Regions from separate parts of the Mus musculus genome. Here region 1 is linked to region 2. The links are chromatin loops, found by intact Hi-C in ENCODE. Cell type or tissue: left cerebral cortex. All regions are shown on one strand. Links, peaks and the distances in the headings refer to the core of each region. The heading gives the core; the rest is flanking DNA. Region 1 overlaps Glis3 (GLIS family zinc finger 3). Region 2 overlaps Glis3 (GLIS family zinc finger 3).

Region 1 (15,506 bases), core at 3,317-11,316, 71 kb after region 2:
GCGTTCACTTTCACCCCTGGGACAGCAGAAGTCACTGAGACGTTCTCAGAGGAGAAGGAAGTGATCAGACATAGCTAAATGCTGGCTTGCCACGCAGAACATGGATCTGGCAAACACAGTGAAAACCAAACCAGGGCCCAGCGCTGGTTCAGCAGATCAGTAGCATCACATAGGATTTGAGAACCTTCACCTTCACCTGTCCCTTTGTGCCCCAGAGGTCAGGACAGTGTCATCTGTACATCCTTCCTAAGATCGTGGGACAGAGTAGAGTGAACTAGATGTCTACTGGGGACAAATTCTGATCTGCAGAACATCAGTGGTTTGGGTGGTCTTATGGTGTGTGTCCTGGAGAGTCAACTCCCGAAAACCTCTGGGTTAGCACATTCTGACCTGGACATAAGAGTTTTACGTAGAGTTTCCCAATACTTTTGGTAATATATGAGTGCTAATCTGGGGGACATGAGTGGGGGTGAGCTTCCAGGAAAATGAGTTCATGATCCCTGGAATTTTGTATCCCAACTTTGATTGTAACTCTTAACTATACAAAGGCAGTGAAAAGATGAAGGTGGATGCTTCAGCAATTGATGGGAGAGCATATTTAAATAAATTGAGAGAATCGATTGGATTTAGAGCCTTGTGAAAGTTCTACAGTCCCGTTGTACAACTTACTATTGGAAGGAAGGAAATGCTACAGAGGCCTCCATTCCCATGCAGTAACTCTCTCAGGGGAATTCATTTCCTGGGTTCAGCAGCCAGTTGGGTTGTGTGGTTTGCTTTGTTCAGGGGTAAGGGTTGGTTGATGCAGTGATGTGTTACATGTCTATCACTCTGCATATTGATCTTGCTCATGGAGAGTGTGAGTAGTGTTCCTCCTCTGTCTTTTATCTTCCATCCTTCCATTCATTATTCCCAGTGAGCCCCTCTTTGTCCCCGTTAGTCATTCTTGTCACAGAGGGACAGGTCATTAGGAATATCCCAAGGTCAGGGAAATGGCGGTGCTCTGTGTAACTGCAGAGTTTTAAAGGCAATCATTACCCAGACTTGCATAAAGGAATTAGCATCGGAGCAAAAGCGCGTACTGTGTTTTGAGTATGGGGTCCTCCTTAGTATCAGTGAGAAACGGAGGTCTGAGAGAACGACATTTGAGTTTATGATCATGTTTCTGACCTGAAGAAACTGCTCTTTAATTATTCAGAGCCCTCTTGGATGGGAGGATCCACGGGCCTTTCAGGTGTGGTGCCGAGACCCCTGCTTTTCAAGAGTTAGGCACTATTTCTGACACATACAAACCAGTAAGGATGATGCAGCAAACACCCAAGTAGGCCACTGGAACAGAAGCGAGGTCAGGCGTGACGTGTACACGAAAGCCTCACAGCTTGGAAGTATGCATGTGTGTCTCCCTTGGTTGAGTAGTAGGTCTGATTGCTGGGATTTAGTGTATGCTGTAATCAGGCCCCATTGGGTTCCTGGGACACCGTCCTGATAAAATGCTCATGTTGACTACAGTCAGTACACAAAGAGAAGATCATATTGATGGCATTGATCATGCATGGTACTTCACATCCACCACCAGCAGCATAGCACACACCTGCGACAAATGCTTCCAACAAAAAGTCCCACTAGAAAGGGGAAGCTAGTGGAGGTGGCCATACTGCCTTTGATGGAGTATGAAGATATGATATCAGGTTATCCCACTTCCATTCGGACTCAGGGTTTCCTGGAGACTGGAATTTCCTCTGTTCCTTCTTCCAGGACAGATGTCCTATCAGCATGACTGTTTTCACTCAACAGGACTACCCACCTCTCAGTTCTGGAAGAATTTTCCCTTTAGTGCCTTAACTTCTGGAAGAGACACCCTTCTATTCAGGCAGCACCAGGTGGCAGGAAATTCAGCAGGTTGCCCCTGCCTCGAAAGGGCTGTGGTGACAGTTTTAAGAAGTCTTGAGTGGGTGGGAGTATCTTCTCTCTAACTCCACTCTTCGTTTCATTGTCCAGGTTAGTTCACAAGCTCTCTTGCTTCCCTCATCCCTACAGCTTATGCTTGGAGGACTAGATCATATCACATATAACTTTTCTAAACTTGGGGAGGGAAGAGCCTCTCTCTGAAAATAACTGCAGAGAAAAGGTGATTTTTTTTTTTTAGCTTACCCTTATCCACCAACTTTAAATAAGAGTCAATTTCCAGAGCCAAGCCCCACTGTTCAAAAATGGTTACTGAATTAAAGAAAGAGCCATTGAGAACTTGAGTCCCAGAATTATTCATAGAATGAATGTGTTAACTTTGTATGTGTATGAGTTAATGATACAAATGGCCTTTCAGTTGAAACTATTTTTGGACTAGGTGTGGGAGTGATTCTGTCTATGTCTCTAACAGCTGGTAGGGAAGAGGAACCAAACACGTATATTTACCTCCATCTAAATAGAGTTAATTAACAGAAAATCATCTGATTATTTTAGTTTTATGTAAAAATACAGATTTTAAGTTACTTTTGATGATTCAGAGAAAGTATTAAGGAACAGTCTATCTGATCCTTTAATCAACAGACTTACCTTTTGTTTTTCTTCCATAATTTTCTTTAAAACATTTTACTGCTTTGCTTTCAGATATATCATTGTTACAGACAAAAATCATAAGAAGATGGAGAATTGCTGTTCAGCCTGGGTTGGTGGCTATGAAATACATCAAGCAGAAGAGTCAGATGCGGAGCTGGTTAGGTTTGGTTTTGTTGATACCGAGAACACTACTTCACTCTTGAAGCGTCCGGTCTTAGGCTGAGGAGAGGCGATGGCAGTGGCTGCCCTGTGGAGTTGTTGCTGGGGTTAGAGGAGCTAATGAAGCTCTCTGTCGCTGAACTGGGAATGAGAGCTCTCTGGCCCATCAGTACCTCTTTCCTTTTGTGTGGGCCGCTTGAGGGTTAGCTCAGGTTAGCTGTAGCATAGATAGATAGTTGAGTGTGAAGGGGAGCTTTTGTTGACTCTCTTACCATCAAGGATGAGGAAAAGCAGAGGAGAGAATGGCTGTCTTCAAGAGAACAGGGTTGTTGGTAGAGAAAGATTATGTTCCATTAAGTCTCTTTCTCAAATCTCAACCTTTCCCATTCCCCTATTGTGTGACCCACGATCCGGTAATCCTCTCCCTTGAATCCCATAAAACCTAGCGGCTGCTCTTGACCTAGCTTGACTGACTCCGTGTCGCACTCACCCCTTTAAGAATCTGATGGCCTATCTTGGATTAGTTTCCTATCACTGTGACAAATTAGACTTAGTTTGCCTCCTCAGTTTAGAGGGTTCAGGCCATGGTCAGTTGGCTCCACTTCCATTGGGTCTGTGGAAGCGGTCGTCATGGCGGGGACGGTGTGACACAGGTTGATCTCATCTTGCATGGGAAGTAAAACAGGAAAAGACCAGCATGTCAATATCCCTCTCAGGGACAAGTTTCCAGTGGTCAGACTTGCTTGTACTAGGCCCTACCTGCCAACATTCGCACCTTCTCCCACCAGCACCCCAGATTGACAGCTAGCCTTCTGCATGTGGGCCTTTGAAAGATATTAAAGATCCAAACCATCACACCTTTCCTGTTTCTCAGCCCACTTTTTTTCCTCCCACATTCTTCTCCATTGTTTCCTGGTCATCATCTGGTGTTGTAAGTTGGGATTTTAGGTTGGAATTTTAGGTTGCATAGAGTTGTTTATTGGAACACTTATATCTAACCAAGAGCCCAGATGTTGGCAGAAATAATGAATGAAATAAGGAATACCCTACAGGATAGTTTAGTGAATAACAAATTATTGAGTTAACGTGGCCTAGAATTCTCCAGTTAGGGGAATGGGACTTTATAAAGTAAACACCCAGGCATATTGAAATACTGCCGAGGCTTTCCAGTCAGCTTGATCTGACATGACTAAGGGATGCATCTTTGAGGGATTTGAATTCAGGACCTTCAGAAGAGCAGTCAGTGCTCTTACCCACTGAGCCATCTTGCCAGCTTGTATTTTTGTTTTAGTCTCATCTTTTCCTCCCCATTTTCCCTTCTATCTTTTTTCCCTCTTCCCCCTCTCCTCCCATGTCTTGTCCTACCTAGTCACTTACTCCTTTTTTTTTCTTCTTTTCTTTCTTATAGTGTCTCAAGCTGCCCGTGACTCACCTGTAACCCAAGCTGTCCCCGTACTCAACAGCAATCCTCAGCCTCTCTGCTGTGGTCACTGTGCCATCTGTAATGTCCAGTTGTCCAGCTTTAATGTCCCTGTTTATACGAATAGATTTTAAACCTACACCCTGCCCTGTTTGCTCTTCTCTGAAGCAAGGCCTTTCAGACAGGCTACTTAATGGTCCAGAGAAACTGGACTTTCAGTCTGCCAGGAAATTGTTGATTATTTTCCCACGAAAGGCTGGCCTTTCAGAATCCATTTTCCATTTTGTGTTTCACCTCAGAAACTTTTTGGTCAGGCAGTCGTGGCCCTGCATGCATTTCAGATGCACATATATTCAGAGATTTCACTCAAACTATGTTTTGCTAATGTAAGTTGGGAAGTAAAAAAAAATATATTTATCCATATTCTAAATAAGAGAGAAAAAGACTGCCTCGGCATTCAGTGGAGCCACGGTAAATCTAGTTATCTTTTTTACCTATTAGTATTTTAGATTTCTTCATCAACTTGGTTTATTGGCTTCAAATAAATATAATTGTGGATTTTCCTCATTTTAAATGCTGCCATTTCTTAGGAAAACCACATCTGTTAAATGGCAGGAGATGGCTGTCAGTTTGTGGAGGCCATGGGGATGAGCTGGGATCCCTGATGGAGGGAGACGTGACCCAGTGTGAGACTCCTCCCAGATAGTCCACGGTTGGTTAGTCTGTAACGTTTTGTGGGGGTTGAGATCAAAAGGAGATAGCTTTATGCAGGGATGGTGCAGAGTTCACGATCCCTCAAATCCAGGCACAAACTGCCCAGCCCTCTCCTTTTTTCACTCAACAGGACACGTGGGGAAAGAAATCCACAACCCCACAAAAAGATGTGCATTGAAAATAAGACATTCACTTGCCGAGAACTCCCTTCATCTAGTTGATTACTAAGGATTTAATTCTAAAAGATCTTTTTGCAATTTCACCAATTTCAGTTTAATTCAATGAGAAAGGCATTCTGCATTTGTGCCATGTTAGATTCTGGTGATTTGTGCCCACAGTGGAATCTTGACCTTGGAGAACTCCCAGTACAATATGAAAGTTAGTATTACCTGTTCCCTGAGACAGTGGGGATTAGGGAAGTTTGCTTTGGTAACTCGGGAGGGAGGGGCGGACTGCTGTCCTGTATGCAGTTGGAGGCACAGCACAGAGAGTGTAGCTGAGGCTTGGCCCATTGTGAAGCTTCTTTAACAAGACCAAGGATAGAGGCAGGGTGAGTCCTGGGCTCAAAGAGCTCTGTACTCAGATAGAGAGTGGGAAATGCATGTTTGAAGGGACTGGAGAGAAGGCTCAGTGGTTAAGAGCACTGACTTCTTTTCCAAAGGTCCTGAGTTCAAATCCCAGCAACCACATGGTGGCTCACAACCATCCGTAATGAGACCTGATGCCCTCTTCTGGTGTGTCTGAAGATAGCTACAGTGTACTTACACATAATAATAAATAAAACTTTGGGCTGGAGTGAGGGGGGTCGGAGCGAGCAGAGGTCCTGAGTTCAGTTCCCAGCAACCACATGATGGCTCACAACCATCTGTACAGCTACAGTGTACTCATATACATACAACAAATAAGTAAACTTGACAAAAAAGAAAATGTATGCTTGAATAGGATCTATTCAGTGATGGATAAATGTCTAGAGATGCAGGCACACATTTAGAGACAGTAATCTTATGATCCTATAAAGGTTAGATGCCATAAAAAAGGGTGGAGGGAAGTAGATGATGTAATACAGACATAGTAGGGGCACATAGTGCAGTTGTCTCAGGGAAGGAAAGTTCTTAACGCCACGTGAAGGCTGGGACAGAGAAGCTGCCATCGTCTAGGACAGCTGCTATTTTAGCAGCTGGCCAGGGTACAGAAAGGGCTGCGTGCAGTAGAAGCAGGCAAGCCTGAGTGAGCATACGAAGGCAATGGGCAGGCTCTGAAGATGAAGACACCCTCCACCTCAGGTATTGTGGACCTGCTGAGCAGGGACAGCTGAGTTTAGACAAACGCTCTACTGCTGAAAGAGCCGGCAGTCCAGAGGAACAGAGTATTCCCAAACTGAAGCCTAGGAAGTGATACGAGAACATGACAGAGAAGTCAGCAGTTAAACTGGTCAGTTTCAAAGCCATCAGAATGCCGAAGTGATTCCAGAGTACCGGAATGACAGGAGTCAAGTGAACTTGTGAGTGTGGCCAGAACTGAACACGGGAGTGCCTCCTCCTCCGTGGCTGAGCACTTCTGTAGCTGGGTAGCTACCGTGGTGTTAGTTTGTTGACGTTAGGCTTGAGAAGTAGCCTTGATTTCTATGGAGAAAAGACTTTGGCAGGAAGTTAATGGCAGAGTGGAGTCCCAAGGAAAGTCGGGGAACACCGACTCTCACTCTTGGCTCTGAGGCAGATAGTGAAAAGAAAGAGAGTTGGTGAGACCTCTCTTCAAGTTACCTGTTTGGTGAATTCACCCCTGGGTTGCTGATTAGTGTGATGCTGAATAGGCCCCAGGAGGCAAGAGGATGCTGATAGTCTGAAGCCTGAAAGGAGGAGTCAAGGTAGGGAGATGGGAAAGCTCGGTGGAGCCACCTCCAGGGACATTCTGCCACGGAACATGGTCTGTCCCCTGCCTTCCCTAGCAAGCTGTCCTCTCATTTCTGTTGAATATAAATCCACCCCATATCATTTTCCTTGGACTTCCTCAGAACTAGGTTCCATAAAGGTTTGCATCTCTTTGCTTATAGAATGTGATGCTCCCCATCACAGATGGGCCCAGGCCTGCCTGCCTCCTCTGATGTTAACATGGGTAGGAGGAATGGAGAAGGCTTCTGTAGAGGACATGGTGCCAAGCATCACGGACCGTTGCTCTGAGTGGACAGGGATGTACCAGTTAGCAGCCACAGTCCTACCGTGGTGTTCTGTAAACAGCGTGGCTGTGCAGGAGGAAGGAGCCAGAGAGCTTGTTAGGTCACCGGCGCTCAGAGCTTGCTGTACAGCTTCGCCGTACGGCTTCTGTTGTTTATAACGTTCCGTAATGTGTGATAACAAAGAGCAGTGTATGCTAACAAAGAGCACTCTGTTACCATGAGTTATTTTAACCACCACCCTTCGATGCTCAGCCTTTTTTTCCCCTTCTTCCTCACAGCTCTGTTTCTGGCTCCCTATCTCTGTCACCCACTTCCACCTCCTCCCCAGCTGCTCCTCCTCGTCTGCTTGGGTGAAGTCCTTTCCTGTGGCTCTTTTCCTCTGCCACCGAGAACCTGCTGGAGGCTTCTGTATCAGAGCACTAGCAGTTGGCCCTACCTTTCCACCCCCCTCCCAATTTCTATTAAGGGTTCTTCAAGTTAGAGAAAAAATATCTAGGAGAGCTTGAAATTTCAGGGGAGTCTAGAAAGGTCTCTCTCTCTCTCTAGTGTGTGTATGTGATGAGCTGCTGGGTTTGGAAGACTTTGTAGTTGATTTTTCTTTCTTCTTAAACAACTTTGGATTGTTCTGTGGGTGTTTGTTCTTGTGATGATGGGGACTTTCCATATATAAGGCAAATGCTTTACTACTGGAATATGTCCCCACTCTGTCTCTCTGTCTATCTTAATGCTAATGACTAAAAGCACTCACGTTTTATTAAGCTCAACCTACTGGAGGGACCATTGTATTTTGTACGTGTACATAGTAACTGGACCCCGAACCCTGGATGTCTGGCTCAGAATGATCCTCTGTGAGCCTCGGGGGAGCCGGGAGATCTCCTGCAGCAGAAACAAATCTAGAGTGGTCAGATATGGGCACCGTCATCCCCTAGAAAGGGTTTCTCTCTGTCTCTGTCTCTCTCTGTCTGTGTGTGTGTGTGTGTGTGTGTGTGTGTGTGTGTGTGTGTGTGTGTCTGTGTGTGTGTGTGTGTGTGCGCGCGCGCGCTGTGGTTACTGCATGAATCAGCAAGTGAAATCAGACAGTGTTGATAAAACAAAATGGTGCGTGTGGCAAGATCCTGTGACCTTCACACTGACCTTGCACAAGTTCACAGGGAGTGAGTTTTATGGCTCTTTTCCCCCCTTTTAGCATTTGTTTGGGGGTGAGTTGGCTTGTAAAACACACCAGCTAATTCTCTGAGCTCCTTTTCCCTTAAACCTTGCATGTATCTTCAGTGACACAAATCATACCAAGAAAAATGAATGTAGATTTCAAAGAAAGAAATCCTGGCGTTTGTCTGTGTGGCCTTTAAAAATCGTGTGGATGCTGTCATTTCTCAGTTTCCTTACTTCAGTTGAACAACATGAACCCTAATATCTTTACCTATTTCAAACATTCATTAATACTAAGTCAAACTCAGGGCTGGACATAGGGTTTCTGAAATGATTTTAAACCCATGTTTCCTGTAGCAGCTGAAGGCATATGACAGGATTGTAGATATTAGCCTTGGTTAATAGTAGAGTATCGCTTAGTAATGTCTGCCTTGAGTGCAGCAAGGACTGCAGCAATGGCACGTTTTTGCCATTGCTGCTTAATGACATTTAGAACTACGAACATGTGTTTTACACACAGAAAACATGCATGCACACACACATGCATGCCTTGAATCAAAAGCGCATGGTTCTATCATGGTTCTATTCCTTTCTGAATGATCCATTTTCAATTAAATCAGAGTTTACTCTGAATCCTATGTCTTAAAATAATGGGCAACAGAGGAAAAGGTATATAGATAACTCAGCTTATACACAGCATTACTTGAGACCTTGGTGTTTTATAGGAAAACATAGGCATTTTGCAGAGGATGAGTTACAAATTACAGCCCATAACTCATCGGATACAGTACTGGTTCTAAAATGGGACTTTTTTTAAAAATATGACCATGGGCTTAGGAGCCAAATGAGGTGTTGTGAAACAAGAAGGAAATCATGCATATTCCATCCTCAGTCTGTTTCGAAAGTGAATACTAATATTGTTTTAATTGCTCTCAGATGTCTGACAGAATTATGCTTTGAAATAGCCAAGTGAAGAGTCAGGAGCGGCAAAAAATAGTCTTTTTGGAATGCAGGACAGGGATGGGTGATGCTAATCAGATTTCAAGGTTCATCTTGACCCACTGCCTCTCGGGACACTGATCAAAGTTCGTGAGTCCTTCTGATGCCGAGTTATTCATTAGAGTTCGCAGCACATAATTATGGACTGTCAGAGATCTCAGTTTTGTATAATAAATGAGTAGCATGCCCGCGGCTTGCTGAAGTGTTAGCTTAATAATCTCATAAGATAGGTTGTTTTCCTTCTCCCTCAAGACTTGAGCAAACTGGCGTATGTCTTGCCCACCCCACCTCAAAAAAAAAAAAAAAAGATGTAGCGTTTAGGATTTTGATTTCTTTAAACGTTTATTTCTAAGGGGAAGAAGCGCAGGTTTGCACCTCATGCCTTTGCCTTTGTTCTCCTGGCTGTGGAACTGGGGATGTAACCGATTTTGTTTTTATGCCCGAATCTTGGTAGGAACCTAGAAGTTTTCTTCCTAGCACACATGGCTGTATACAGTGAGATGTTAGTAAATCGGCACGGATAAGCCGTACCACGTTGAAACTGCTGCCTGCATGATACCCTTACTCAGGGATGCAATTATTTCCCTTGGTTTTGACAGGATGTCAACTGTGATGTGCACGGAGCACAAACATATCCTCAGACACCAGCATGTATTAGAAAAATCTTCCGGAGGAAAACTCGAGTACGCATCTGGAGCTCCCGTTCCGAGGCGTCCTCTGTCTTTGGGTTCTTGTTGATGTTTAGATTATTAGCTGATTATGCACATGAAGTAGCACTGAAGACGTGTGAATCATTCTATTTGCTGATCATAATTAACGGCAGTTTCTAGGAATATTGTGCCTTCATTTTCAAGTTGAGAGTTTAAGAGAAGAGCTATTCGTTATCAGTTATTTTGTTGGTATCTGCGGTAGAGACACTCATACATAAGAGCCCCAAGTGGGAAATCATGTAGCTTGCTGCTGTTGATTTAGAGATCCATCAGGGACAGCAAGATTGCTGGTCTACTTGGGAAAGTGTCTTTGTCACAACAGGTGTGTTGCTACCACAGGATCAACCTACTGCTTCTTATGCAACGGCTAAACACAATCACAATGCAATACTAGTTTGTTTCTAGTGTTCTCCCACAAATAAGCCCCTTTGCTCCAAGCCCTTTGCCCAGAACTCAGGCATTCAGCCAAAGATAGGTGCAAAGGCAGATGGGAAATGTAGTCTCATTGATTACACACCTGGCTGACTGTGCCCCACCCCTGCCCCACTCCGCTGATAGTTAGTTGTCTGTTCAACAGGGCAGCTGGGGTTGAATGGGTCAGGGAGAGAGGAAACAGATGCTTAATATTTAAGTGCAGTGTCTTTGCGCCAGGTCTATCTGCCCGTGGTGTTCTGGGTCTCAACGCTGGGATCTTAGCAACTGTCCTGCATTACATAGGGTGCTTGCTGGTTAATCCACAAAGAGCTAAGCACACAGTTCATGGTCCCTAAAATTGTGGAGCAGACTGTAACTTACATGGAAAAAGGCCAGCCAGCCAGTGTAGAAAATCTGTGCCTCAGAAAACTGACACCGTGGAGGACAGTGGCTAGCAGGAGCCATTTTGGATGGTGTTTTTCTTCAGGGGTGAATGGACGGTAGAGCTTGTATTAATGAATCATTAAAAACAGCCTCAGAGGCTTTTTTTTTTCTGTTGAAAAAGCCGCTGTTTGTCCCTTCACCTCTTCTCAGTCTTGATATCTGTTACACAACCTTAATGTCTTTAGACTTCTTCCATTTGGCAACTCTGACAGACTCCAACCACTTACCAGTCAGGGTCAGGTCCAGGAACAGGGTGCTTAAAGGTTCAGTCACTAAGGTAAATAGTATTTTAATGTAACATTTGAAGTCACCAGTATGGACTGAAAGCCCATGAAAAACAAAGTATCAACATTTCGGGTAGGTCATGCTGATGGCTAAGAGTGAGCAGGCGAGCTTGCTTCCCTTTAGAATGACTTTGTTCCCTGTGTATTTTAATGCTAAGTCGAACACTTTCAATACTAGATCCTGGTTTCTACCTGTGTCTAACTGCTCAGAACAGCGTCTGACACAGAACTCTGGTGCTCAGGGAATACTCCCCCTGGGGACAAAGAAGAGGGATATGATAACACATGAAGCATCCAGCACATGGATGGAGGAATGATTTACAATTGTACCAACACCGTTCTACTCCAACCACAAGGCCAAGCCTTACAATGGCCCAGTATAGGCACACTGACTGGGATTCGCAAGCAGGCAGAATCCTGAAGACAGTTCTTTGATAGTATTGTCCAAATGGATAATCCGTAGATTTCCTAAATGCTTATGGGTGTCTTCTGTCTTTCAGGAGAGTGTTCAGTGTCTTCTCTTTGTAAAATAGCTTTCAGTACCTTCCTTTCTGCGTTCTTTCAAAAGAGTATTCTGTCCTCACTTTCTTTTTGTTTCCAGCCATATTTCATTGAATTTCTCTGATGGGATGGGAGCTTTGAGTATTTATGAAGCATTTTGAAGTGCTTTATTATAATTACTATTATTATTATTTCTTTCAAAAGAAAAAATGAAGTTCTTCCTGATTTTGAATTTCTGTAAAAATTGTGCTTATGTGTCTCTATGTAAGCATCTTTGTGAGTGATGACATACAAATACAGGTGCCCATGGAGGCCAGAAGAGGGCATTTGATCCCATGGAACTGGAATGAGAGGCAGTTATGAAGTGTCCGATGTGGGTACTGGGGATAGAACTTAGGTCTTTTGGAAGAGCACAAGCGTGCTATTTCTGCAAGCTGAGGCTAACATTTTAATTATAGTTTTCTGGTTACACAGGGTGGGCTTTTCCAAGCGTGCACTTGAGGGTACATGTCGTTGCTGGCTTGGACATTTAACAGGGTCCCAAAGGCAGAGGGACAGAATGGGAGGATCTTGAAACAGCCTGGAACACCATTGATGTGAGGCCCTTCACTAAATAGGTGGTGAGAAAATCTCACCCGTCCAGCAGTTCCGCCTGCTTTGCAGATGTTCCCTGATGTGTGGTCTCCTCTTTGCTTTCTTTGCTATTTGCAGATGCTGTAGGAGTTTGGGAAGACTGTGTCTCTCCCACAGCATGTGCGAGTGACATGTCTTAGGCAGTCTTTTCTCCTAATTTGGCTTTGATCAGGGTTATTAAGCAAGTCAAATTCTACTTTTCCTCTCTGAAGAAAGAATAGTTCTATTAAACTTCCCGTTCACCACCTTTTGTTGGCAGCTGTTGAGACGATACAAAGAGGAATGCACTTGCAATTTACATTGTCAGCAGAGATTTAATATCTGGACTCTGCCTCACATGCAGCATGGGCCTGTTTCAGAGGACCATAGAAGAGGACAAGCTAGAAGCAAGCCACTGTGAAACAGGAGTGCGGGTGACCCTCATTTGCTGGGAAATGTCATCTTCAGGAAGCTGTTGCATGCTACAAAGTTCAGTTTTTGCAGAAACTTGGCTACTTGAAGAGATAAAGTTGTAGTTTTCATAAAAGGAAGGAAATGGTTATAAAGATGTATCTTTTTCAGTGATGTGTATGTGTGTACAGCTGTGACGGTGTGCCACATGTAGGCAGGTATCCTCAATGCCGAAAGCGGCATCTGATCCCCTAGAGCTGGAGGTATGGGTGGTTGTGAGCTGCCTGACATGGGTGTTGGGCTCTTAACTGCTGAGCAGACTTTTCAAAGCCAAGTGGGTTTTTTTTTTTTAACTTTTCCCTTTTTCTTTTAACTTTTTTTTTTCTTTCAAAGAGCTTGGTAGTTTTTCTAGGAAAAAAAGGTGGGTGGGGCTCATGTCAAAGTACAGCTTCCTTCTATTTTTCCAGTCCCTTCCCTGAATTATAAAGAAGCTAAGCCCATTCTTAGTAGCTTTGTGAGACTAAGTATAGCCCGCAGTCAAAACTTCTTTGCCAAACTTTAAGCTACCATAGCCCTTTTATAGCCAAGATAGAAGAAGCCTTTGAAAGAAGAGGAAGGGCTGGCCCGAAAGACACTACCAAAGTGATGATGGGGTTTCCTTCTGCCTGGCCTTGTGTGGTGACCAGATCTCAGGATAGGAATGGCATGTGAATCTTGGGCCTCAGGTGTCTTCTGATTTGCTTGAGGTGATTTAGATTATACTAGATCTCTGTGCCACAAGAAGTTTGAATGCACAGATTTGAAGGGACCTCGAATGTGCTTGATATTCCTTCAGAGTATGGGACAAGGAAAGGGGAGCAGTAACAAGATGCTGTAGAAGGATGTGGGATAGGATCACACGGGGCTGCTGGGGATGCTTCATAGCCACATTTAAGTCTGCACCCTGCTGCTTCTCATATTCACATGCTACATTGGGCATGAGGGCCTATATGGCTCAACTTCCCTTCAGTCCGAGGGTTTCCTGTACAGTGTCTTAGTGATAATTCTCTCTCAGTTTCCCCAACCCTACCAATTAAGGGGCTGCCAGTGGGGAGTCATGAAGAGGCTGTTTCACACTAGCCATTTTAACCGTGAAGATGCCAAGGAGCCACTGGCAAGGAGTGAAGACTTTTCTCGGCCAGGAGCTCCAGGAAGCAGCCATAACCTCTTGAGCTAGAAACAAAGGGAAGACATTGTATCAGGACCCATGGCTGAAGAGCTTGGGTTTTGGAATACTGGAGAAATGGCAAAATGAAGGCCCGTGTTGCCACCGAGAAGAATCGTTATTGACATGAAGTTGGCGTGAGCAAAGCCCTCAGAGGGCTTAGAAGGTTTCTTCAGTTTCGCCCCAACACTCCCTTCCTCTCCTTCAGTTAGCATGTAGAGCTCTAGTACTCATCTGAGGAGACAGTAGACCCTGATAGCCTACTGGGGAAGGGGAATTGTTTGGCAGTTTCTGTCATCACACCCCACAGCACAGAGGCGTGCTGGTGAAGCAGAGATGGGCGGATAGCCAGCGCAGGAACTAGCCTTTCCCCAAGGTGTTTTGTGCTGTTGTCGGATCTGTTTTAAATGAGAGGCAAGCAGGCGAGTACAAAATGCCAGTCTCTTCCTGGGAGAGCAACTCCTCTTTCTTTACCGAGCTTTCTTTGCTTCAGGCTGGGTCTAGTCAGCCCCTTCAACCTGCCATGAGGACATGTGTGCACTGCTTGGTTGTCATCTGTTGGACACCTGCCAGCCTGTCAGAATCCTTTCTAGATACGGTTCTCAGTTTGTCAGGATCCCCTGGAAACGTTAAGGCTATGCATACTTTCTGTCTTGGCAATTAGACTTCTAGGAATTTATCCTTATGAATTTTTCATGGTTTGCATAGACATTGAGCCACAAGATTATTAATTTCAGAATTTCTGATAATTTCCTAAAACATGGGAATGTTCAAGTATAGGATCTTGGTTTTGAATGGAGACTAGTCAGCAGGTACTATAAATGAAGGTGAAGAAGACGAGGTGACAATACAAGAAGAAAATCGTGTCCTGCTTTTAGGTTACGAAGACGGGTTATGAAATGGCATCCACAGCATTTTTCAGCTTTATAGTGCATTTCCATATTTAAATACAAAAATGATAAGTACCAAGTGTCTACTGTGTGGTGACTATTTTCAGGTGGAGACACTATGGGTTGACTTGATTTTTTTTTTCTTTTACTTTCAAAATAGCTCACAGTTTTCTTAACTGTAAAACTCTTCTTTTCTAGCAAAGAAAAAATAATTTGGTTCTCAGTGCAGTTGCCTATAGAAACATAGGTATGGTCACAGAGGCAGAATGCTGTATACACCGTAGCTGTAAGTGTGGTGTCACTGGTACATGATCTAAGTCACTGTCAGTACAAAAACCACAGTTCTCAGAAAATAACGTCAGATGCACTGTTTTATGGTCTTTCTCTGTTGCGACCGCATCATTCCATACTAAATTTACAATCATTCGGAATCATTATATTTTTCCCTATGGCAACCCCAATGGTTCTCATAGATCTCAACATTCAAGTTTTTGCCCCAACCCCTTCCTATTTAAAATGAATTATTTGATCTAGTTGTTAGCCTATAGCTTAAAGTAGAAAAATAGCCATTTTAAGTATAAAACCCCTCACAATTTGATCAGTTGTGAAACTTCTACCCTCGTCAGCACAAATCGTCCCCACCACCTCAGAAAGCATCCTGTGGCTTTTGCAGTCTGTTGCTCGCCGTTTCTGGCCCTTGACACCCAGTCCTCTGAACTGTATTAGATTAGGTTTGCCCTTTTCAGAGTTGTATGTAAATAACATAATTCAGCATGTAACTTTTATTCCCAGCCTTTTTTTCCCCAGAAAAAGAACATGCTTTAAGTAGCTCAACCCTTTCTGTTGACGGATAGTCTTCTTGAAGCACA
Region 2 (15,506 bases), core at 3,207-11,206:
TGTCTGTCTGTCTGTCTGTCTGTGGTTCTGTTCAGATGTCTGTGCAGGTGGCTCACAGTTATTTGTTGAAGTCCAGGTGGACCCTTAGGTGACCAATTGGAGGTAGGGATACTTTAGAGGTCTTTGTGGCTCCTCTATGATAAACCCCAGCTCTGTGCCAGAGGTAAAGAGCTGAACATGGGAGACATTTTTGATAACATTTACCTGTAAGCAGATAACTAAGAAACTGTTTTTTCCCTGTGGGAAATAACATGATTTTTTTTTTACAAGGACAGATGGCATTTTTTCCACTTTGGGCATTCTAGGAGGCGTCTTTGTCAAAAAGAACTTAGAAGAGCTGATGTTGTCAGGAGCCAACAAGCCAAGTTCACAAGCCCCTCCGGCCTCTGTTACGTAAAGACAGTGGTGAGGGCCACACTCTTACAGTGTGAGCGAAACAAGCCATGGCAGTGTCTCTAAGTTCCAATAACCCAGCACCTCCAGCAACGATGACGGATTGAAAAGGAAACCAGGAGCAGAATTTGGACCGAATTTCTCTTCACTCCCCTTCACTCCCTGGAGTTTCCAGCTGCTCTGCTATCTTTGGTTTAAACAGAGATATTTTTGTCAAGATTAAGCATCGTTTTGTTTCTTTTAAGCCTGGGCTTTGCTTTGCTTGGAAGTGTTCATCTGGGTTTTACTCCCTTCTCTGATCCATAAATTATGTTTTTTTTTTTCATTTTCAAATAAGCCTTACACTTTGTACAACATCTTTTCTTCCCAGTATTATTTGTTCCTTACTCATAGGCTGTTCTTCGCCATCTAATTTTAGATCACGCATAATGCCTGAGAATCAGCCTCTCTCTTGGAGGAGTAAACACCAAGGCTGAGACGTCACTTCTCATTAATCAGTATTGGAGAAGATGAAGACAGCTGTGGTGGGGAGAGGGGGCCAGGAACTCACAGAGTCTGACCCTTTCAAAGTCGACTTAATCCTCCCCTTATCCCGTCTACTGCCCTCTTGGAGGGTGGATGGGCCCTCTTCAACAGGAAGAAATGAGCTTCTGCGCTGTTTGCCTTTGTCACGGCAACAAAAGCTCTGGGAAATTCCAATTAATTAGCAAGCCTTGGGCTAATGAAAGAATAAAACCGAAAGAGACATGCTCTAAGCTTTCAGAGTGGCGTAAGCATGGAAGCACAATGCTGATTTCAAATATTTGGGTCTGTTTGTATGATTTTCCCAGGGTTTGCCTTCCTGAGGGTCTGGGCGGTAAGTCACGAGAGCCGAGAACAAGGATTTGTCAGGGTTAGGCTGCTAACATCACTAGATTTAAGGACACTAATCGACCCACCATCGCTGGATGAAGGCAGTTAAATGTGAACTCACACACTCAGGGAAATTAAAACCAGAAAGTAGAGCTTTGTGCATTTGTGTTTAGAGGAAGGCATGAGGATTAGATGGATGTAAAGAAGATTATGAAATAAGTTTAAATTTAATTATTATGAAGGGCCAGGAAATTGCTATACTGTTAAACAGCTGACTGGGGATTTACAACTAATAAGGCTAACACACATGGATGGTGATGAAAGCCTTTGTCTTCATATTTTGATGATGATGATGATGGTGGTGATTTAATCATCCCAAAATCACTACAAGCTAACTTGCTGAGTTTCTGTTCTGGGTGTATTTAATTTTCTCAACAGTTCTGTAAGAGCCTAGGCACTGTGCATCGATATGATTGGGGAGATTTCTAACTGTGCATGGTGAACATGGAGGCTAACTAAGCTCCCAAATGACTGGCTTACAAGTGTCAGTGATAGACCTAGATTGGAATCTGTGCATCTGGCTTTCAGCATCCCACACTGGCTCTGGAATACAGGTTAACCGTGAAGGTAGAAATCAGCATGGTTAGATGTTACCAAGTTGAATTCAAAACCCAAGAGTTGGTGGCTTTATCTCCAGCTTGTCCATCTATCCCTGTCATCCTGGGCATGGTCACTCATCATTTCTGGCATGTTCGTTTATTAAACAAGCTTTTATTTTTGGATGATAGCTAAGATATTTTATAGTTCTAACATACAACTGAATGAGAAAGTGGATAAATGAAATCGCTTTTGAGGGGTGTGTGTGCTCTCAAAACGAGACAACAGATTCGGATCCAAGACCTAAGCATACCTGCATTTACATGTTAGCCCCCCTGTCTAATCTGGAAAGAACTGCTGTACATTTGAAGACTTCATTCTTTTTTCTCATCAAGATAATGACATTGTGTGTACAGGGTCTCTAACACGTTACACAGATGTTACTATATCTAACCCAATCTGGATGGCGAACACTGGGTAGAGGCTTTCCACTTCCACATCTGGATCCAGAGAAGAGATTAGTTCAGGAAAACTATTTTGATGTCACTGTGTAGGTACATTTACCTGGCAAAATCTTTGGGCAACTGGCATAACAGTTAATAGCTCAGTCCTCTGTGATTAGAACTCCTGTCTGATAGGTCTCCTGTTAGTTTACTTCTTTGAGTTATACACTTGTCCTCAGAGTTCTTTCTTTGGGTATTTCACTGGAAGATTTTTTTTTCAGAGTCCTTTGAAATGGTGGCATTGAAAAGATGTGCTCATATTTAGGTTGACCATGAAGAGTCCCACCATCCCTCAGATTCACACTTACCTAAAATTTCAGAATGTGATTGTCTTTTCAAATAGTCTTTGTCATATTGTTAGATTAAAAGATGTCATCATACCGAATTGGGATGTGACTTAATCCAGTGATGGTTGTTATTATAAAAATGAGGGGTGTTTGGATCCAGGCACATCCATAAGAAAGCCATTTGACTACAGAAGACATTGGATGGGAGCTGATGTGATGACAGAGGGAGAGACTGGAGAGTTGTTGTGATGGAAGGAGCAAGCAAGCCAGCTGCCTCCAGATGCTAGGATGAGACAAGCAGGATACCCTCTTACTGCCTTCTGAGAGAAAACAACCAGCAAACCCAAGGAGTTAGGAGTTCTGGAGCTCTGAGGGAGGTGAAGTTCTATTGCCTGTAGTTGCCCGCTCTGGGCTACCTTTGTTAGGTTAGCCTCAGAACATCAACACAGTGCAGCAAGAAAGATACCTTGCTTTAGTCAGGTTGGATGTCAGGGAGAAAGGCAGGTGGACAGGAAAACACAGGGAAAGGATGAAGGGACGCCCAGTGTCCTCTTGGATCCTTGTTCTGTGGTACAGAAAAGCTCTTTTCAATTGGTGTATGTTCAGAACAAGTGTCAGAAGTCAATGAGACAGAATTGGATGAAAGATGCTTATAATTGCCGGGTGTGGTGGCGCATGCCTTTGATCTCAGCACTTGGGAGGCAGAGGCAGGCGAATTTCTGAGTTCAAGGCCAGCCTGGTCTGCAAAGTGAGTTCCAGGACAGCCAGGACTACACAGAGAAACCCTGTCTCAAAAAAAACACCCCCCCAAAAGATGCTTACAATATTTTAATGTTTGACTTTCATAAAATCAGTATCTCGTGGGTAACCAGGGTCCCAGATACAGAATCCTAGTTACCACACAGTGGTTGTGAGGAGATGGGCCCAGTTGATTAAATACACTTGTGATGGTACCTGCTTGATTTCAGAAATTAAAAAAAATACCTATAGATGAGTATTAGCTTAGCTGTATAGTAGACTTGAAGGTACCAAGTTCTTTAGAATTTTAGACTTTTATAAGTGAGGTAAATCTTAAAATCCTAGTAAGAAACAAGTCTCAGCCACCTGAGATGCTTTAGGTAAGGGCTTTGCAGAAAGCAAAACTTGTTCATAATAAGGCACAACCGTCAAGCAGGCTCGGGCTGTGCGGACTCGGTTTGTTCCAGAAAAGCTCGGAGCGAAGACAGCTCGTGAATTCTGTCATCAGGCAGTGAGGCCCGTATCGCGTGTCACTTCGCTTTGTTTTTAACATGTGGCTCAAGCTATGGCAGACCTGCTGCTGTGTGGGAGATGTACTTTCTGACAAAATAAGGCATTTTCCTGGCATCAGACCCCTTTGGAATTTTTACTGGTGTGCATAAGCCCAGCGAGCTTGTGTTTCCCACACATATCCAATGTAGTCACCCTGGCTGTGTGCATTTATAATGGACTCCAAGCCTGCCAGAGCCAACCTGGCGAGGTGGTCTTGAGGCCTGTCAGAGCCAACCTGGTGAGGTCTTCTTTATCACCAAACGTTATTTAGAGGAAATGGAAGCAGACATCATTCATCCATTATTCAAAATTTGCCTCTTGTTTACCACAGGCAAAGCAGATAGGCCGGATTTGGAAGCACTGGAATGTGCTTCAGCATAAAAATGAAAGTATTCCTAACAGGCTGTCCCTTCTTACGCTTTCTCCTCATCCATCATGATAATAAAGTTCACTGTGAGAGTTCATTTATATTACTTTGTGAGTAGAGTTGACGATGACAGCGATAACCCAATTATGAATATTAGTGCTCATTCCTGGTTATCCACTGTTGGCTGAGTTGAAGGACATTTTACATGAACACTGAGGCAGGCCTGCGCTGCCTTTTGAGACCCTTCCTGCTTATGCTCTGAGCTGCTTCTTGCCCCCTACACACATTTCACTGTTAGCCACTCAAGGACCAGTGAAAACACATGGACGCCCTCACCACACAATTTATTAGCTCTGCTGTAAAAGCAGATGGAAAAGCCTTCTCTAGCATGTGAGGGGCTCCAGTGAGTTATCTCTGTATAGAATGGATAAAGTGTGATATTAAAATTGGGGACCGAGAAAAAGACAAATTATACAAAAGGATATGAGCATCTCCAGTGTATCTGTCATTCCTGTCTCTGGGAGTTGGTCCCCTGAGATCTTTCACTAAACCCATATTGTGGACTATGCACTAGGTGTGGAACTATGTGCAAGAGCTATGAACTCAGGTGAGTCTCAAGCCCTTCTTTCTGTGAGACTCTTTTGTATAGTTAGGCAGATCTATCCAGCAACAGTGCTCCCACCTACCATCTTGGGACTTCTTGTTCATTCAGTTTATCTGTGTGGTCTTTATTCTTAACTGGTTTTCATTTTTGAGACTCTTTCCTTCCTCCCTCCAATTCTCTCACAGCTGTTTTTGTTTCTCACTATTTTTAGTTCGGCTTGTGAACCACAAGTCTTACCTGTCAATCTACAGCCATTGTTCAACTTGCTTATGGCATTGCCTTTATGGAAGGTACCTTCGCTTCGAATGACCTTTCTCCCGTGTTCATTCCGTGTTTTATTGAGCACTCTGTCTATACTATACTGTATGGAAGTGCCAGTGGAGGAGTTTTTATCCTCAGCAATACAGTTTTAAGTGAGTGAATGAATGGGCGAATGAAAGAAAGAATGACCTAGGATACCCAAGATATAAGATATAATTTGCTAAACACATGAAACTCAAGGAGAATGAAGACTGAAGTGTGGACACTATGCCCCTCCTTAGATTTGGGAACAAAACACCCATGGAAGGAGTTACAGAGACGGAGTTTGGAGCTGAGATGAAAGGATGGACCATGTAGAGACTGCCATAGCCAGGGATCCACCCCATAATCAGCATCCAAACGCTGACACCATTGCATACACTAGCAAGATTTTATTGAAAGGACGCAGATGTAGCTGTCTCTTGTGAGACTATGCCGGGGCCCAGCAAACACAGAAGTGGATGCTCACAGTCAGCTAATGGATGGATCATAGGGCTCCCAATGGAGGAGCTAGAGAAAGTAGCCAAGGAGCTAAAGGGATCTGCAACCCTATAGGTGGAACAACATTATGAGCTAACCAGTACCCCGGAGCTCTTGACTCTAGCTGCATATATATCAAAAGATGGCCTAGTCGGCCATCACTGGAAAGAGAGGCCCATTGGACTTGCAAACTTTATATGCCCCAGTACAGGGGAATACCAGGGCCAAAAAGGGGGAGTGGGTGGGCAGGGGAGTGGGGGTGGGTGGATATGGGGGACTTTTGGTATAGCATTGGAAATGTAAATGAGTTAAATACCTAATAAAAAATGGAAAAAAAAAAAAAGAATGAATGACTGTGTGAGTTTCAGGACTAAGTGACAGACTTTGGCAGCTACACAGGGTAAAGTCATCTTCACAGAATGGAGAAATGCATGCCCCAGAAGTCACGAGAAGTTGGCGGTCCAGCTCCTGTGCTAATGCTCTTTCTCATTGCTCCAACCTCCATATCTAGAACAACGTGTGTCTGGTCCAAATAACTCTGGTAGGGTAGAGGGTCAGATCGCAGTAACTGACCACTGCCCATTTTGGACAGATTGATCAAGCAAAGAACACTCAATGATTGAAAACTGTACTTTATGCTGTGGGAAGTTGCTTAAAGTTTCTGTCTTCCCAATAAGAAGGAGTTTGGAATTGATGCAATGGAGAAAAGAAGCTTATGAAACATAAGTAGCATTCTTGACAAAACAAAAATAGAAACCTAAAAGATGCATCGTTTTTGGAAGAGAAAAGAAAGGCTTTTTCCCTGTTCTACTGTAAGAAAATATGTGTGGATGAGGCATGCATGTTAAACTATAGAATACGATTTGCATATTACTTCAGGGTACTGCAGCCGTGGCAGTTGGGGTTTGTCAGTCCTGAGAGACACACTTGCAATATACACACCCATTAACAAGATTATCACTTGAAGAGACACTTCATATTTCTACTGAAAAGGTTTTTTTTTTAAAGGATAAAATTTATTGATACTTAATGAAGCATGAGGTGTCTAAATGAACCATGAAAGCAAGAGCTAAACTAATTAAGTGCAGATAAAGGCTCCCAGAATACATATGTGATGTGGGCTGTGTGCTTATCAATCGTGCCTGGTTACACTGACATCTTTGATAACATGCTCCCTCCTTATAGAGGCTTTGGCAAAACGATGGTAAAGCCTCCTGCAATGTGTGAACTACAGGAAGAAGCAGCCATTTAGATTCCTGTGAATGTGCCTAGGATCGTTAGGTCAAACTCTGTGGGACTCATAGGTTACCATTCAGTAGAGTTCAGAAGAGTAAAAACAGCATATTCTTTTCACACATTCAATTTAAGTTTTTATGCTGTTTCATTCAGCGGTAAATCATTCCCTGGTTCTAAAAAATATTCATCTTCCCAACTTCCCCTCTCCCTTTCCCCAAAGAGAGAGATGCAGGATGCTAAAAGACACCCATGTGACTGTTTTTTGTTTTTTGTACAGCAGGGATTCTCATGTAAACCCTTTTCATCTGAAACTAGGGCATACAGAAACATGCTCTGCAAAGGACTCTGAGAATGCAGGAGTCATGCAACACCCAGGCCTGCTTTGAAGGCAAGCCATGCCAGCTTGTGAGGCAGGTGACTTAAGTAAATAGGGCCGTTGACATTGGCATTCACCACCTAAGTCAGTGTCTCCCTGCTCAGTCATGGGTACTGCGCATTTACCTTTCTGTAAGAGATTTAGAATCCTGCAGGTATGTAAGACAAATACTCACTTAAAATGGAGACAATTGACAAGGCACGAAAGCCTGTAGTGTGTGGGAGGAGCAGAGGCGCAAGATCTGCAAAAAGATGTTTGAGCAAAACTTTGCAAGCAAGCTTGGTTGTGCATCAGTCATCTGCAGGGGCCTGAAAACATTTACATGATGATGTCTCTATCTCCAGAAGTTCTGATTTAGGAGGCTTGGGGTGGGGCCTGAGAATTTGCATGTCCAGTAAATTACTTGATGAAGTTGATGCTATTGGCTCTTATTGGCTCTGACCCTGAACTCTGGGAATGGCTGTGGAAGAGTGTACAAGCTAAAGCAGAGGACAGATTTTAGGACCTTCTATAGAAAAGTTATGTCCATGTTGGAGGGAGGTGGTTTGTCTCAAATACATGAAAATCTTTATTCGTAGTTACGTGGGTTTGTGCATATGAAGGCAGATGGCTATGGAGGCCAGACGGTGGCATCAGATGCCCTCTGGATCTGGAGTTACAGATAATGGTGATGTGCCACCCCATGTGGTCGCTGGGAATTAGAGTAGTCCTCTATAGGAGCAGTAAGTACTCTTAACCAATGAGCCATGCTCAGCTCCTTGTTTGTCTCAGATACTTGGTAGACTTCCATCCTGTTATTTCTCTTTCCTAAAAAATTGCTTCTGTCCTCTCTCAAAAACGTTCAGGGCCCTTTTCATAGATAAGGGCATTTTAGGATATCACCATATGGCCAAGGTAACTCTTATAAGGACAACATTTTATTAGGTCTGGCTTACAGGTTCATAGGTTTAGTCCATTGTTGTCAAGGTGAGAGCATGGCAGCATCCAGGCAGACACAGGACTGGAGGAGCCAAAAGTTCTACATCTTGTTCCAAAGGCAGACAGGAGAGAACTAGTACCCATCTGGCTAGGAGAAGTGTCTCAAAGCCCACCCCACAGTGACACACTTCTTCCAACAAGGCCACACCCACTGCAACAAGGCCACACCCACTGCAACAAGGCCACACCCACTGCAACAAGGCCACACCTCCTAATAGTGCCACTCCTTGGTCGAAACATATTCAAACTACCACAATGTACCAATCCATTTTGATGACCAAAAGAGTTTATTGAGGTAGTAGTGATCATGGGTGACTCAAAGGGTGGGCTATTAGGAAGTTTGTCACTGTACAGCCGATTAAACTGCTGCAGGATCCCATCCACAGTATGGCGGCTGACAAAGAGTTGTACCACCAGAGGCTCCTGCTTCCTGTGAATTGTTTCCTCTTGCATAATGTTGGGGAGAAGAGGACCTGAAGGGACCAGGATTTGTCACCAGACACCCCAAGACCAAGTTGTCAACACAAACGAGATTTATTTGTTCTAGAGGGACAAAAAAACCCAAACAAACAAGGAATAAGAGACAAAGACAGGAGATAGAGGATGGAGTAGAAGGGCAAGGGATCAAGGGAGACAGGGAAGGAGTTTTGTCCTTAGATGTGGGGAAAGGAGTGCTTCTCGATAGAGAGCAAATAGACATGGCCTACAGGCAAATGGTGGTTTATAAAGTTAAAAGAGGAAACGCTGTGTTAGGATGAAATACTTAATTTTATTTGAGCATGTTAATTTGGATAAGCCAAAAGTGGCTTTTGATTGTTGGACTTCAGTACTTTGCTAGCTAGACATGGGGAGGAGAGGAACAACCTAAAGCAGCAGGAAGTGGCCAAATAAGAGGATCGACCTTGGTAGCTAGCTTTAGGAATTCAATCTAACGGTTTTTGGCAAGGCCTAGGAAATAGCAGGGAAGGGAAAGGCCTACCAAGGCCATGTTTGCCATGCTCAGGATGGCTAGAGGGCCCTTGTGAGGGTCTTGAAGGGAAGGTTTGTGGCTTTGTTCAGCCTCTGCTCCCTTGTTAAGGAGCATGGTTTCATAAAGTCTCATGGTGGTGATAAGCAGATTTCCTTCAAGATGACAATGGGCGTGTCCAGGCTGAAGGAAGCTGACCCACAGCCACAGTGTGTAGGGCTCTTCTTAACACGGACAGATGCTAAGTAAAGCTCAAAAGAAGGTATTTCAGCTCATTTCCCGGGGGGTTGAAGGTTTTATGGTCATAAAATTCAGGTCTGAACTTACTTTTCAGCCATATTACCTGCTTACTCCTGAAGCCACTGTGTTCCAGTCACTTCTCAGCTGAAGGCTTTTTGCTTCCCATTTCCCTGTATCTAATCCAGGCCTCTTACACAGCAGTCACACGCTCCTTATATAGGCATGACCCAGGATGCCTCACTCTATCAAGTTCACCTTGTTTTCAAGGTGGGCCTAATATGCTACTTAAGATGTTGAGAGAAATAAAAGAGGAATAGGCGTGGGAAGGAGAGGTCTCATTGGGGAGGACTGAGACTCCATTAAAGATTGAGGAGAGGACAAAAGAGGGGAGGAGAGGAGGGGAGGGAGGACTCCTTCCCTAGGAATGTTGAGAAGAATTTATTTCCTCGCCTGGGACCAGAGTGAAGCGCGTCTTTATAGTTGCTGAAGGATGTCAGGCTTGTCAATCAAGAAAACTGGCTGAGAATTACAGCATAAATGGTCATTTTAAAAATACGATGCTGGGCTTGTGTCTCTATTCATTTGAAACAGGGTCTACTAAACTAGCTGGTCTGTGACATGCCATCTTCCTGCCTCAGCTTCTTTAGTGCTAAGATTACTGGTGTATGATACCATGCCTACACTAGCTGGGCTTGCTTTTTGAATGTATTGCTCCATCTTAAACGGAAGTGATAGATTCTGAAGTTTACTTAGGCTATCCATTATTATTGTTATTAACAATTATTATTGCTAGTAGTCTACTACTTAGTCTGGTGAGATGGCTCGAGGGTGAAGGCATTTGCTGGCCCGGGCCTTATGACCCGAGTTTCATCTCTGGAATACCTGTGGCAGAAGGAACACACTGGCTCCAGCAAATTGTCTTCTGACTTCCATATATGGGAAAAATATACATGACAAAAATTATAGAAGCAAAAGAATACATTTCTAATGTGAGGAGTAGGGAACAATGATCTGGAATAGTGGTTTTCAGAAGGGCTAGTCCATATTGTTTGGGGACGTGTGGACACAGGTGCTTAGCTTCTACCCCATCCATGGCTCAGAAACTTGAGTCCCAGCAGCCTGAGTTGATGTTTTCACAAGTTGTTCAGCATGCTTTGAAAGGCAAGGGGCGAGGAACCTTCTGAAGAAACAGCAGCTATTATAGCTAATTAAGAGCTGCAAGCCCAAGAAACCTTAGTTAACAGATTGCTAGTGGCTGATGTCTTGTTGTTTGAATCCCCCCCCAATACATACTGTATTTGAAAACAGGGCATGGTAGAAAGTGAGTATAATCCTGGCACTGGGGTTAAGGTAGGGGGACTGAGAGATCCAGGCCAAGCTGGACTTCCTGGTGAATCCAGGTCAGATGGGGCTGTGTAGCAAGACTGCCTAAAAAAACCAAATCATCATCAACAATAATGAAGCAAAATAAAAAGGCTCAGCACTGAAAACAAATGGGTGAATTATTGATCTGGGGAGAAGAAAGCTGGCAGCTTTACCACTGCACAACTGCATAGGAATCTATGCCATGACTGGGATGGGTGCCTGGGAAAGTGACTTGGCTGCTGATGAACGGGCCATGGGATGGGTCAGTGACTCCCAGGTCACCGGCTGCAGGGCTGTGCTTCTCTTGCTTTTAATCTTTTGGCAGTGACTCGATAGCATGTGACCTTGTTAGTCTCTTACTTTATATTACATTGGTTTTTCTTTTCTTTAAATAGCATTTTCCCCTTAAAAATCAATGTCTGCATGTTTACTGTAAAAGCTTTTATAATATTGAATATAGAATAAAATAAAGTGACCTGTTAGTGCATCATAGATAGGGAGATAAGAGTCATTAATAGTTTTAGACTGCGGATATGTGGGTATACATTTTGATTTTACTCTATTAAAGTTTCATATTCCTTATCCTTATAATGTGTTATAAATTTGTGTGTACTTCAGTGTTCTTTTTAAAAATAAAAATTGAAGTTCAGAAGAATTTCCAACACGTGCATTGTACTGAAGTCACAGCTTATTTAATCAAGGACTCTTAGAAATTAAAATTATATCATTGTAAGTAGCACTTAAGTGATGGTGTAAGCCTTCATTTATTTCTTCAAGATAGATTACAGAGCCGAATGAATATTCTAAATACCCTTTATCATGCTAAGAATTTCCTTCCCAATAGGTTTATATCACACATTACACTGTCAGCTCAACCTGCAGGCATAATGTTGTCTATTTTTGTCTCATCTCTTGGGTCCTTCTTTTAGGAACTGTTTAAGCCTCAAATTCTTGTCGATAGTTCTGATTTATAAAAACTCTTCATTGCTTTTATATACAATTCTACTTAATTTCCCAGTCTTATGTTAGCTTTTTAATTCTGTTTGTCACCCTGATTAAGCCAACATATTTTTTTATAGTAATAGTGTTTATTTTGTCACTGTATCGCAAAGGAAATAAAAATTCAAATGCATCTCTGTTTTTGTTGCTTTGTATTTTGCTTTTAATATTTTGCCTTTTATTTTCCTGGGGTTGTGTTTGCCAGTGATGCCAGAAGCCATGGCTCCCCACTCCCTGTGCTATTCCACAGCCAAGAAAAGAGTCTGTTTGTCTTGCCTTCTGAACCTTGGTGGGTCTTGAGACTTGTGTGGCCAGTAACAAAGCAGAAGTGAGCTTGGCTTGCTCCCTCTCCCTCTCCCTCTCCCTCTCCCTCTCCCTCTCCCTCTCCCTCTCCCTCTCCCTCTCCCTCTCCCTCTTCCCCTCCCCCTCCCCCTCCCCCTCCCCCTCCCCCCCTCGTGTGTGTGTGTGTGTGTGTGTGTGTGTGTGTGTGTGTGTGTGTGTATAAGCATACTCATCCATACTTGCATATGTGGAGGACAAAGGACAACATTAGACATCTTTCTCCATCCCTCTTCATTTTACCTGTTGAAACAGGATTTCTCATGGGATCAGAAACTCAGTGTTTTAGCTCCACTGGCTGTTCAGTGAGTCCCCCAAACTCACATGTCTCTGCTTTCTCAGTGGTCGCGTCCAGTTTTTAGATGGGTGCTGGGGCTCTGAGGTCAGATCTCAATGTTGGTACAGCAAAGGCTTTACACCCAGCCCTGCTGCTCACTTCCTGCTTCCCACTTCCATCTCTCAAGCCCCAATGGCGTGGTCCTTAACTGATATGAAAGGCTCCGCTTTCCACCTCTTGGAATGGCCACCATTCTGTGAGATGCCCAAGTCATGAGCCATGGCCCTGTGCTCCCACTGTGGCTCCAGCTGAGCCCAGTGCTGACAGCTAGCATCCTTGGCAGCATGGAGGGGAGTGGCTTTAGATATCCATCCAGCCTTCAGGTACATCTGACTGCACTGCCCTAGGAGACTCCACACAGACCATTCAATTCCGAGAGCCATAGAAAGCAATGTTATTGCTTTGAGAATGCCAAGTTACAAAATGGCTTTCTACCTCAGCAGCAGATCATCAGAAACATTTATAACGCAAATGGAAAATCAACATTCCTTTCCCACTCAGCTGTGTCACAGGTTGCCCTTTCACTTTTTATTGATCCCTTTCCTTATTAGTTTATAATGACCTCATGTGCTAATTATTATATATCTGAGGTCATGATCTTTCGAATCTGCTCTGTAATAAGTTTAACCGGTCCTTCTCAACGTCCTCTGCCACCCAGTGTACCTCCCTCCAATAAAGTATCAATAATGCAGAAGATGAAACTACAGTAAACTATAAAGTAGTTAGAAGCATCAACATTCTTTGCTATATTTATTTTTCATTCCTAGGAACATGTATGTATCTATATTTATATCTTCATGGAGACAGTGAAGCATTCTTTATATTACATGCTGTTATTGGGAATTTGGATTTTTTGAATTATATTTTTGATGTTTATAATAGATTGTATATAAGAAACTTACTGTGTATGTCACGTATGTTATGTCTTGTCATCATATTAAATTTAATTTTCTTTTATAGCACTTTTGAAATTTAATTTGATGAGAAGAGTAAATGCAGTGTTTATTTAGACATGTTTAAGCTGGGAGGGATTTGGTAACTCATTTACTTCTTTGTCTGTATGATTTAGAGAAGTTAAGTTTATACCACCCCCATTTCACATTACGTAGGGAGACTAGACATCTCCCTCTTCTCCATCCTGAATCATTTGCTGTATGCTGAGCACCTGGTCCTCCTTGATCTCTTCCAAAGATAACAGCTCTGTGCTTCACAAAGAGTCCTCCATCCCTTCTGATTTCTAGAAAGTACTTCCTGTGACTGGGCTACATTTCTGCTTTCTCAGGGTTACTGTGTCCTTCATGGTTGAGGGATACAGGAAGAACGATGGTCACCAGCTTCCTAAGTCTGACTGTTAGAGGCTCTGATGGCTGTGGAGAAATGTGTTACTTGTGGCTTGTCTGGGAGAGATAAAGTTTTTGGGAGGGTTTGAAAGACCCATGTGAACTGGGCCTCTCCCAAGTAGTTGTTGAATGGAGTTCAATATTGGTTATGTGATATTTTTAATTTTTCTAGGCCTGTGAGCAAGCATTTGGCATAAGAAGGCCTGAGTGTCTTCACTCCAGACGCCCATTTTCTGTCTCCCCCAGGGCTGCTCCTGCTGGAGAGAATAAGAGCGGGTTAACTAGGGACAGTTGCTTCTGATGCTATATTACCAGGCGAAGTGAAGTCTCCGTGCCAGGGGCTCCATCCAAACTCATTGACACAGCGAGGATCCCTTCCATTATTCCAGACCCCTGAAGGCAGAGCTTTTCTTTAGAGCAAAAGACAAAGAAAGTAAGGCCACAATGCAAAGGAATTCCCTCAGCCCATAACTGCTAATTGGATGATTGTTCTGCTGTTCTTACAATGCCAGGAAAGAAGAGCCCCTAGCCTCACCCACTACTTGTAAACTTCCTTTGAGATGGAAATCTTTTTAAAAAAACTCTTCTGTCAAGCTTGATATGCTCAAATGAAACCTTTTCTCCTCTTCTTTGCAAGGGGCTTGCTGTTCCAGAGTAACCCCTATGCTGGCTTCATGGCACATTTACATTTGGCAGAGATGCAAGCCTGCCCTGTTCTATTGAAACCTGTGGTTAATCACGGTTCTTCTCCAACTTCAGGTTTAAGAACATGGGCAAATTCTCCCCCCCCCCCCCATCTCTTTGTGTAAAATGTGACTGAGGCTCAGCAGTCTCCAGCCCTCTTTGCTTCTGCAGAGGCAGAGCACCTGTCTTATCTGTGGGAAGGAAGGATTTTGAGTGCTTTGCCTGTGAAGACAAAAGGCAGAGAGAGATACCTTTCTGGGACAGTTTTCAGATCTCACTTGCACTTTTAAATGGATTGATCTTTAGGCACAGCTAAAATGTGGCATCTCTACCATTGCATTGTTTCTCCTGTCCTGTCCACTGCTCTCTGGTCAACCCTCCTTTCATCCAGCTCTCTACCTTTCAGGAACACTTCTAAACCCACTGCTCACTAGGTAGGTCCTACCATGTTCTCTTCACTGTTTTGATGGTGAAAGATATTTTTATATGCCTCCAAAGTGTTTACCCTAGTAAGCCTCACTCTTAATTTATAGCCAATAAAGGTAGCAGGATACAGAAGAAAGCAGGTTCACTTGTGTGCCAGCAACTTTTTTTGTGCATGGACTGACTGTGATATTGCTTGGCTGGGCAGTCACTTTACCTCTGTGGATTTGAGCTTTAATGTCTGTAAAACAAAGAAGTTGTATACATTGTATCTAATCTTTCTTCCTGGTTCATTACATTTGGAATTCAGAGTCTCGTGGGGGCAGGGATACATCTGTTTCTCATAGAAGAACCCTTGTAATTGTTTTTATCACTAATTCTAGTTTCAAGGTAGTTTTCTTAGGTTATAAGAGTTTAAGGTTTTTCAGATGTGAATTGGAGGGGTGGAGGGAAATTAGCATTTGTTGAACATTGGGTTTTCACAGGGCCAGGAGCTAGCTAGTTCATTCTATCTCACCATTCTATGTTACCGTGCTGGTTGAAGTGATT

The links. Peaks named below come from ENCODE experiments on the same cell type or tissue, not always from the same donor. Only the 100,000 strongest peaks of a DNase experiment are listed, where the experiment ranks them.
Region 1: a loop joins it to region 2, with 2.1 times the contacts of the local background. A loop is called at or near these places in 2 of 42 quality-filtered maps.

Annotation. Positions count from the first base shown.
Region 1 is chr19:28,494,918-28,510,423 of GRCm38, reverse strand. All of the region lies in intron 4 of Glis3 (GLIS family zinc finger 3), which reads left to right. Among named protein-coding and RNA genes, the nearest start is that of Gm35866, 140 kb to the right of the region's middle. In left cerebral cortex, for the core only: no CTCF peak of the experiment used is centred there; DNase peaks (open chromatin) are centred at 7,299 and 7,631; H3K27ac peaks cover 244 bases.
Region 2 is chr19:28,565,641-28,581,146 of GRCm38, reverse strand. All of the region lies in intron 2 of Glis3 (GLIS family zinc finger 3), which reads left to right. Among named protein-coding and RNA genes, the nearest start is that of D930032P07Rik, 100 kb to the left of the region's middle. In left cerebral cortex, for the core only: no CTCF peak of the experiment used is centred there; DNase peaks (open chromatin) are centred at 3,952, 6,516 and 7,436; H3K27ac peaks cover 821 bases.